3 separate regions of the Homo sapiens genome follow, and all the other regions are linked to region 2. A link is an interaction called in ENCODE POLR2A ChIA-PET data of the cell type or tissue named here. Cell type or tissue: HepG2. All regions are shown on one strand.

The links. ChIA-PET counts read pairs that join two places held together with the same protein. Peaks named below come from ENCODE experiments on the same cell type or tissue, not always from the same donor. Only the 100,000 strongest peaks of a DNase experiment are listed, where the experiment ranks them.
Region 1: POLR2A ChIA-PET joins it to region 2 with 5 read pairs; 1 of 35 experiments calls an interaction of 5 or more read pairs at or near these places.
Region 3: POLR2A ChIA-PET joins it to region 2 with 7 read pairs; 9 of 35 experiments call an interaction of 5 or more read pairs at or near these places.

What each region holds. Positions count from the first base shown.
Region 1 is chr9:136,254,426-136,256,925 of GRCh38, forward strand. It overlaps CCDC187 (coiled-coil domain containing 187), which reads right to left. Exons shown (of 26, transcript NM_001378188.1): 23 at 2,280-2,416; 24 at 1,786-1,898; 25 at 1,232-1,308; 26 at 1-709. Among named protein-coding and RNA genes, the nearest start is that of QSOX2, 9.9 kb to the left of the region's middle. In HepG2, CTCF peaks have their summits at 59 (motif pointing left) and 1,895 (motif pointing left); a DNase peak (open chromatin) is centred at 946; H3K4me3 peaks cover 711 bases; H3K27me3 peaks cover 2,316 bases.
Region 2 is chr9:136,798,732-136,801,231 of GRCh38, forward strand. CCDC183 (coiled-coil domain containing 183) reads left to right here. Exons shown (of 14, transcript NM_001039374.5): 2 at 371-492; 3 at 982-1,059; 4 at 1,271-1,438; 5 at 1,658-1,762. Among named protein-coding and RNA genes, the nearest start is that of CCDC183, 3.6 kb to the left of the region's middle. RefSeq lists enhancers at 810-1,513, 2,198-2,500 and silencers at 1,250-1,426, 1,435-1,594, 1,605-1,814. In HepG2, no CTCF peak of the experiment used is centred here; DNase peaks (open chromatin) are centred at 570 and 1,400; H3K4me3 peaks cover 2,387 bases.
Region 3 is chr9:137,021,135-137,023,634 of GRCh38, forward strand. It overlaps ABCA2 (ATP binding cassette subfamily A member 2), which reads right to left. Exons shown (of 49, transcript NM_001606.5): 4 at 1,807-1,918; 5 at 1,568-1,731; 6 at 1,217-1,344; 7 at 757-867; 8 at 258-476. Among named protein-coding and RNA genes, the nearest start is that of LINC02908, 5.1 kb to the right of the region's middle. RefSeq lists an enhancer at 1,459-2,038. In HepG2, no CTCF peak of the experiment used is centred here; DNase peaks (open chromatin) are centred at 837 and 1,137.

The DNA of each region.
Region 1 (2,500 bases), 540 kb before region 2:
ACCTGGGGCTCCACGCCGCTTCCAAGGCCCAGTGAGCCACCTGCAGGCAGGGAGCTCCCCGAGGCTGGCTTGGCCCCGGTACAGGGTTCTGGCAGGTCCTCCTCGCAGTCCTCCTCCCAAACTTTGCTGGAGGCCTCTGACAGCTCTGACCCTGACCTTGGAGAGGGGATGTCTGGGAAAGGCAGTAGCCAGCCTGCCTTTGGGCTTTGCTCCGGCGCTGAAACTTCTGCCATGGCCGTGTCCAAGGAGGAGCCACGCAGGGGGCCGGCCCTGCGGCCCTGGGGCCTCTGCCAGGTCACCCATCCTCCACCCCCAGGAGCACTGCCTGGCCGAGGCTCACCCTGGTTTGACCGCCAGGACAAAGGCAGGCCAGCTTCCCCCGAGGAGTGTCGGGCAGAGAGCTCTCCAGGCCAGCTGAAACCTTCGTCTGGGGAGTCTTCAGCTTCCAAGCTGGGAAGAGAGCTGGAGCTCCCAGAAAGCTGGATCAGGGTAGCCGCTGCTTTCTGGAACTCCCAGAGAGAGGGACAGGACAGGCTGCTCACAGAGCCTGCTGGGGAGGTGTGGGATGACACCGTGGCTTCTTCCGAAGGCCCCCAGCAGGTTCCAGAAGCAGACTCAGAGCCTGGACCGCAGGAGGAGGTGGTGGGGAGAAGGGGACTGCCCTGGTGCAGGATTGGGGGCGCCGCCTCCTCAGGGACCACAGGAGCTGCTAAGAGAGGGGGCAATCAACAGTGGTCACCCTCTGCACCCTGGACCCCATGCATATCCCACGACCCCCAAAGCCAGGAGGTCAGAACAGAGAAACACCCTGAACAGAGGCAGGAAAAGCGTCGAGGGTGCCAGCGTGTTCGACCCTTGTGATTCCAACCCAGGGGTTCACCACGCCCACCCCCACCCACACGCAATGAGTCATGTCCAGGGGCCTTGCCGAGCCTCGGGCACCCGGCCTCATAGCACCACAGCTGTGGTTCAAGGACTGACTGGTTGGCTCTGCCTTGTTTTATTTTCATTAGGGATGTGGGTGGATCCAGACAGAGGATCCCTGACCGTCACTCACCTCCCCTGGCAACCCTGTGATGGGGAGGTGCGTGGGCAGAGCCCCCCAGCTAGGCAGTGGGGAAGGCAGGGGCTGCGTATTGTGGGGAGAAGCTGGCTCTGATGTAGAAATGGCTTGGGGGACCCTTAGTGGGGACTCGATGGCTGAAGGAGGGGCTGGGGGCTGGGGCATTACCTGGGGAGGCAGCGGCCTGGGCAGCCTCCAGCCAGGTGGAGGAGATGCCGGGGACCTCCTGCTGACAGGCCTCCGTCCTGCAAGCACATTCGTGGAGAACCCTGTGGGGATCCTGGTCCTCCTGGCCTCTTCCCCAGGGCCCACTGTCAGGGACCCCACCAGGCTCAGTCCACAGCTCACACTCGAAAAACATCCCAGCCAGTCCTCTGCCACCACCTGAGTGACCCTGAGGGCAAGGGCTCCCCGAGGGCTTGTCTTTGGGGGCATCCAGTCTCAATCCCACTGGATCAGGTGGCAGAGAGGGGGGTGGGGCTGCCACTCCCAGGGGGTTCGAAGCCGCTCTGCTGACCTTGGGCTGATTCATGGGTGACATTTTTATTTCCAAAAGTGGGTCAGACCCAGGAGGGCTCAGGGTGGGTGCAGGGCTGTGCCCCGGCAGCACAGGTGTGCCAGGAGAGAGTGAGGGTCCCCACAGCAGGGGGACAGGGGGTACCGGCTGAACCCGTCTCCGTGCCTCACGCTCCACCCCTGCTCCAGGGAGCTCAGCCCCACACCTCTGCTCCCCCGATCGCCAGCTCTCGGTTTCCTGGGACTCCTCCACGGGGCTCTCAGCAAAATCCAGCCCCGATTCCAAGCCCTCTTCGCTCATGCTGTCCTCAGCCACCTGCTGGAGAGACGTTGCAGAAATGACACTGTTGGGGTGTGGCCTCTGTCTCTGTCCACCTCCCGTAGCTGGATGGAGCCCCTGTGCTTCCAGCGACCACGGTAAAGGAACAAAGACCACTCAAAAGAGGGCTGTGGAGACCCCCACTTGCCAGATTCCCCTCCTCCCATTGGGCCCTGCCACCATGGAAAAAAAGTCTGTTTTTCTGCCCAGGTGTTGAGTCTTAGGGTGAGACCCAGAGAACTGGCAAACCTCAGAACTGAAGGCATCTGCTGGGAAGGGCCCTGGGGCACCCATGGGATGGACCAGGAGACCCCTCAGGGCCACACAGCAAGGCCGGGCCCCACACAGCCCACAGGAAGGGCACGGCCACACCCGACTCACGCTGGCTTCTTGTGGGCCACAAGGACCTTCTCTGCCGCAGGAGCGTCGGCTGCGTTCCCTGAAGCTCCCCACATGGCTGTCTGTTGGAGCCCGGGGCTTCCCTGCTAAGGAAGGGCCGGGCTTGGTCTGAGGGTCTCCTGGAGGGCAAAGGGACTGTCAGCACTGGTGGGGACAGAGGCAGGGAGCAGGAGCAGCTCCCAGGAATTCCGAAGCCACATAAA
Region 2 (2,500 bases):
GCTTCAAGGAGACGTGAGCATAAGAGCAACACGGGCCCCAAAGCCAGAATGGACAGGAAAACACCCACCTGCTTCCATGGGCAGCAAATCTGGACGGGACCACAGGACCCTGCCATCCCTCTCCTTTGCCTCACCCTCCCCACCTGTCCACCTCCCCGCACCTGTCCACTGAGAGCCCTTCAGACAGCTGCTGCTGGGCAGTGGAGCGGTGTCCCCCAGGACAGGGCGGGAGGAGGGATCTTGGCCATGGAGGGGGCATCCCCCTGGACCCTGGGGCCTGGGGCCTCCCTGATGCAAGCCTCCCCCAGGGGATTCCAGGCCAGGCCCTTGGCCCAATCCTAGCCACTGTGTCCCCTCCACCTGCCCACAGAGCAGTGTCGGGCACTCCAGATCCAAGGGGTGAAAGAGAATATGGACCAGAACAAGGCCACGCTGGCCCTCCTGCGCAGCAACATCCGCCGCGGGGCCCAGGACTGGGCTTTGGCCAAGAAGGTACACAAACGCCGCCCCTCCCCTCTGCCTGGCGAGCAGGGCAGGAGCTGAGTACACACACACTCGGAGGGCGGGCACCTCCTCTCCACCCCCACCCCAATCTTTCTGGATCCAGGGGGCATGTGAGGAGGGGCTCTGCTAGGACCTGTGCCCTGGGCTCCAGTCACCCCAGCATCCGGTGGGCAGGTTTCCCACCACCCAACCCGAGGGCTTGGCATCTGTGAGCCCACATCCTGCAGCAGGGGCCCCCTCTGGCTCTCCGGCCAGCTAGGGGACACCCAGGCCCTCCTCTGCATACCCCCCTACCACGTCGCCTCCGAACTTGGATGGCCAGGATGGGGTCCCGCGGCTCTCTGCTCCTCGTGGAAGCAGGGATCTCGCTACTGGGCTAGCGTGGGATACAAGAGGCCCTGGGGAGAATGCCTGGAGGAGCCAGCGGCTGCGGGTGCGCAAAGGGCCCGCTCTAGCTCAGCCGCCGCCGCTCCGCAGTATGACCAGTGGACCATCTCCAAGGCCTGCGGGAAAAACTTGCCTTTGCGACTGGCGCACTGCCGCAGCACCATGGAGGTAACCAGGCAGGAGGGGCCTCGAGACCCAACCCTCCCCACCCCTGCCAGCACCCCCCCACTAGATGTTGCGGAGCCGACGAGGGACGGAGCAGGTGCCCAGCCCCAGGTTCCCTGTGGGGTTGCCACGAGCCTCCACCCGCCCGCCTGCTGGCGGGCTCCATGGCGGCCCCCTACGCAACCACGAGTGGGCGGTGCCCTTCCCGACCCAGGTGGTGCGGGAGAAGCTGCGCAAGTACGTCTTCGACCGCGTGAACATGCACAACCTACTGATCCACCTGGTGCGGCGGCGCGGGCAGAAGCTGGAGAGCATGCAGCTGGAGCTGGACAGCCTGCGGAGCCAGCCCGACGCCAGCAAGGAGGAGCTGCGGCTGCTGCAGGTGGAGAGGCGGGGCTGGGAGGGCGGGGCGGAGTCCACTGGGGCAAGACTCACGGGAGGGGCGGGGCCACCGGGGGGCGGGACTTGCGGGTCCCCTGGGGAGGGCTCACGGGAGGGGCGGGGCTAAGAGAGCACGACCCTCTCCGGAGAAAACCCAGCCCCGACACCCTCCGGGCGGCCGGTCCCCACGCCCTCTCACTGCGCCCTCGGTCCGCCCCAGATCATCCGCCAGCTGGAGAACAACATCGAGAAGACAATGATCAAGATCATCACCAGCCAGAACATCCACCTGCTGTATTTGGACCTGCTGGATTATCTGAAGACAGTGAGCCCAGCGGCCCGGGAAGGGCGGGGGTCAGGGGCTGGGATCTGGGAGGGGCGGGAGCGTCCTGGGGCGGAGCCGCCCCGCACCCGCCAGGGAGAGGGAGCTCTGCCTGACCACCGGCTACGCAGGACGCCGAGGCATGTGGAAAACGTTTTTTTAAACTTCATTTTTGGCTATTCCAAAAAAGCATATCGTGGGGTATATCAGAATTCTTCGGACTTTCTTGCACGTATTAAATGATTTGGTATTGTTTGTATCTTGCCTGTCATTTTCTCATTGCCTGGGCCTCTGAGAGTCAGACAGGTCCTGCACCCTCAGAAAGTCCTTGCACCTTTGAGGGTCCGCTGGGCCTGTAAGCAGGGCTTGCTGCCGTCCCAGCCAGCCCACCCGCCCTGCTCCCTGCAGACGAGGCCAAAGGCAGCCAGCAGTCCGATTGTGAGGGAAGACCCCCTTCATGGGAGGCTGAGCACCGCCCCTCGGGCTGCCACAAAGCAGAACCTACTCCAGATGGGCTGTAGATAGGGAGAGCACAGGAGGTGCTAAGAGGAGCAACCTGTGGATGGGGCGGGGAGCCAGCTGGAAACACCCTCACCCTAAGACTGGGCAAAGGGGAGCTCTGGAGAGCCATGCTTCGGGAAGGTGACAGCATGGAAGTGCAGTTTAGGAGGAGTGGTGGACGGAGGCTGCATCGCAGCTCTTTTCCTGCTGTGGTCCCAGCCCAGGTGGCTCTCAGCACCG
Region 3 (2,500 bases), 220 kb after region 2:
AGGGAGACAGCAGCAGGGAGACACAAGCTAGGGGTGCTGGGAGGGAGTCTGCAGCCTGGGTAACGGGAGCCCAGGACAGGAGCTGGGATGGTGAGCAGGAGTGGGGCACCAGCCATGGTGCCATTGGATACCCACCCACAGGCAGCATCCCACGCACAGCCTGGGCCCAGGAGCCCTGAGCTCTCCAAGCGGTCCCAGCCCCTCCTTCAACTCAGGCAGCAAGCAGCGCAGCGGGCAGTGGGCAGGCAGGGCCTCACCTGCTGGGAGACCTTGGCCACGTCCAGCTGGTTCCGGAGCTCAGCAGACAGCCCAGAGAAGCGCCTGGCACGCGCAGCAGCCTGCCCACTGCAGACAGCATCCCGGTAGCCCTGCAGGGCTCCCTTCTGACTCTCAGGCACAGTGAGGATCCGGCCCAGCTCCCCCGAGCCCGGCGTGCAGGTGAGCTGCTCCAGGAGGGCAGGAGCCAGCAGCAGCTCCTGGGATGGGCACAGGGGTCCGTGGAGCCACGGCAAGGACTTTGTCCCCAACCACTAGGGCCTCAGGCCTCACCCTGCCCCACCCACTGGCTGGCTCTGGGGCTGCCTGGGTCCCACGACATGCCTCTACCCCTCATGCCTGCCATAGACCCCTGGGACCCTCCCCCTCTCCCAGGAGGAGCTCCAAGTCACCAAAGGGGCCCTTTCCTCACCCACGGAGCAGAAGCACCCCCAGAGGCAGGCAGCACTCCAGGCCCATCCCACACATGGATGCCCTCACCTCCATCCGGAACAGGGGATTGCCCCCTAGGCGGCTCCAGGGCTCCTGACCCTTGTGGAGGCCAGACTGTGAATCCAGGGCAGATGAGGGACCAAAGAGCAGGTGGTAGACCTAGGAGGTGTGGGGGAATGGCTCAGATGGGGTGTGGGGGGCGTGGCTCAGATGGTGGGGGCGTGGCTCCGATGGACGTGTGGGGGCGTGGCTTAGATGGTGGGGGCGTGGCTCAGAGAGTGGGGGCGTGGCTCAGATGGTGGGGGCGTGGCTCCGATGTAGGTGTGGGGGCGTGGCTCAGATGGTGGGGGCATGGCTCAGAGAGTGGGGGCGTGGCTCAGATGGTGGGGGCAAGGTTCAGACGGTCTGGGCGTGACTCAGGCTGAGCATCCTGAGGATGGCTCAGCAACCAGGGGGCGTGGCTGGGGCAGAAGGGAGTGGCCAGGGCTGGGAGCTGTCCCTGCCTTACCTCGGGCGGGTCCACACGGGCGGCCAAGAGTGCTTGGGCCGTGCTATTGGGCAGCGACAAGTTTTGCGTCAGGAAACGCCAGAGCTCCTGCGGGTTTCTGGCCACCGAGTCCAGAGAGAAGGAAGACACTGGACAGGCAGGAAGGCGAGGCTGAGAGGCCGCTGCACCTTGGCAAGGTGCCCCCACATGCGCTCGGAGCCGAGCCCAACACCACAGCTCTGCCACTGCAGCCTGTGCGTGGCTGGGAACTCAGTGCAGGTGGAGGGGCCCAGAGTGGATGTGGGCTTCAGCCCAGTGACAGCAGAGCTTTGCCCGCAGCCCTGCCCCCCAACTTCCCTGCACAGGGCACACCTGTGGATCTGTCCAGGTGGCTCCCCGAGGTGCCCGGGCCCGCACTGAGGGCCTCCAGATGCTGGCGTAGGGCCTCGAGCTCTGAGCCCAGGCTGGGCCGCGCTGGGTCAAACAGGTTGCCTTCCTCCACCACGCGGTCCAGGCGCTCAAGCAGCTGCGTGACCCTGCACCATGGCGGATGTCACTCACTGGATGGGCTGGGGAGGGGTGGGTGCTCCGAGGGGCGGGTGGGCACTCACGTGGAGTTGGCGTACTGCAGGAAGCCGAACTCGTCTCGCTGGCCGTCCGGGCACAGCGATTGCATGACAGGCAGGATGCCGGCAGACGTCAGGGGCGCCGCTGTGTAGAAGGCTGGCAGACCCACGGGAGAGGGCAGGGTCGGGGGTGAAAGGGGAGAGAGAGAGAGAGGAATCCAGAAGGGGAGGGAGACAGAGGCCGAGAGGAGAAATTTAGAGAAAGTCAGGAAGGAGAAGCAGCGTTAGGGAGAAGGCGGCACAGAGCCCTGGCCCCAGCTGGGCTACAGGCCAAGCGTTCTGGGGCGAATGACTCCAGCAGGTCAGAGGTCAAAGAGCCACTCACCACCCCTTCTGCCATAACTCCCAGAGCATTCCTTTCCTTTCAGCCAGTGCAGGCCCACATGCCCTGGCACTCTCCCCCCGAAAACGTTTCAGGTGTGGCACTGCCTACAGAGCCCAGGGGAGGACAAAGGACCCCCTCTGGGCAGTGACCTCTGACCTCTGGCCAGCTGGTTAGCAGAGTGAGTGCAAGAGCCTGAAGGAGTATGAAGGGAGAGTAGCCAGGCCGCTCCAGCCCCAGCCCAGGCCAGCCCAGCCTCAGCCCAGACTCAGCCCAGAAGCCGAGGCACCCCAGCCCTAGAAGGCAAGGCCAGGCAGAGAGATGCCGCCTCAGCTTGACCCAGGCACCAGCTGTGCC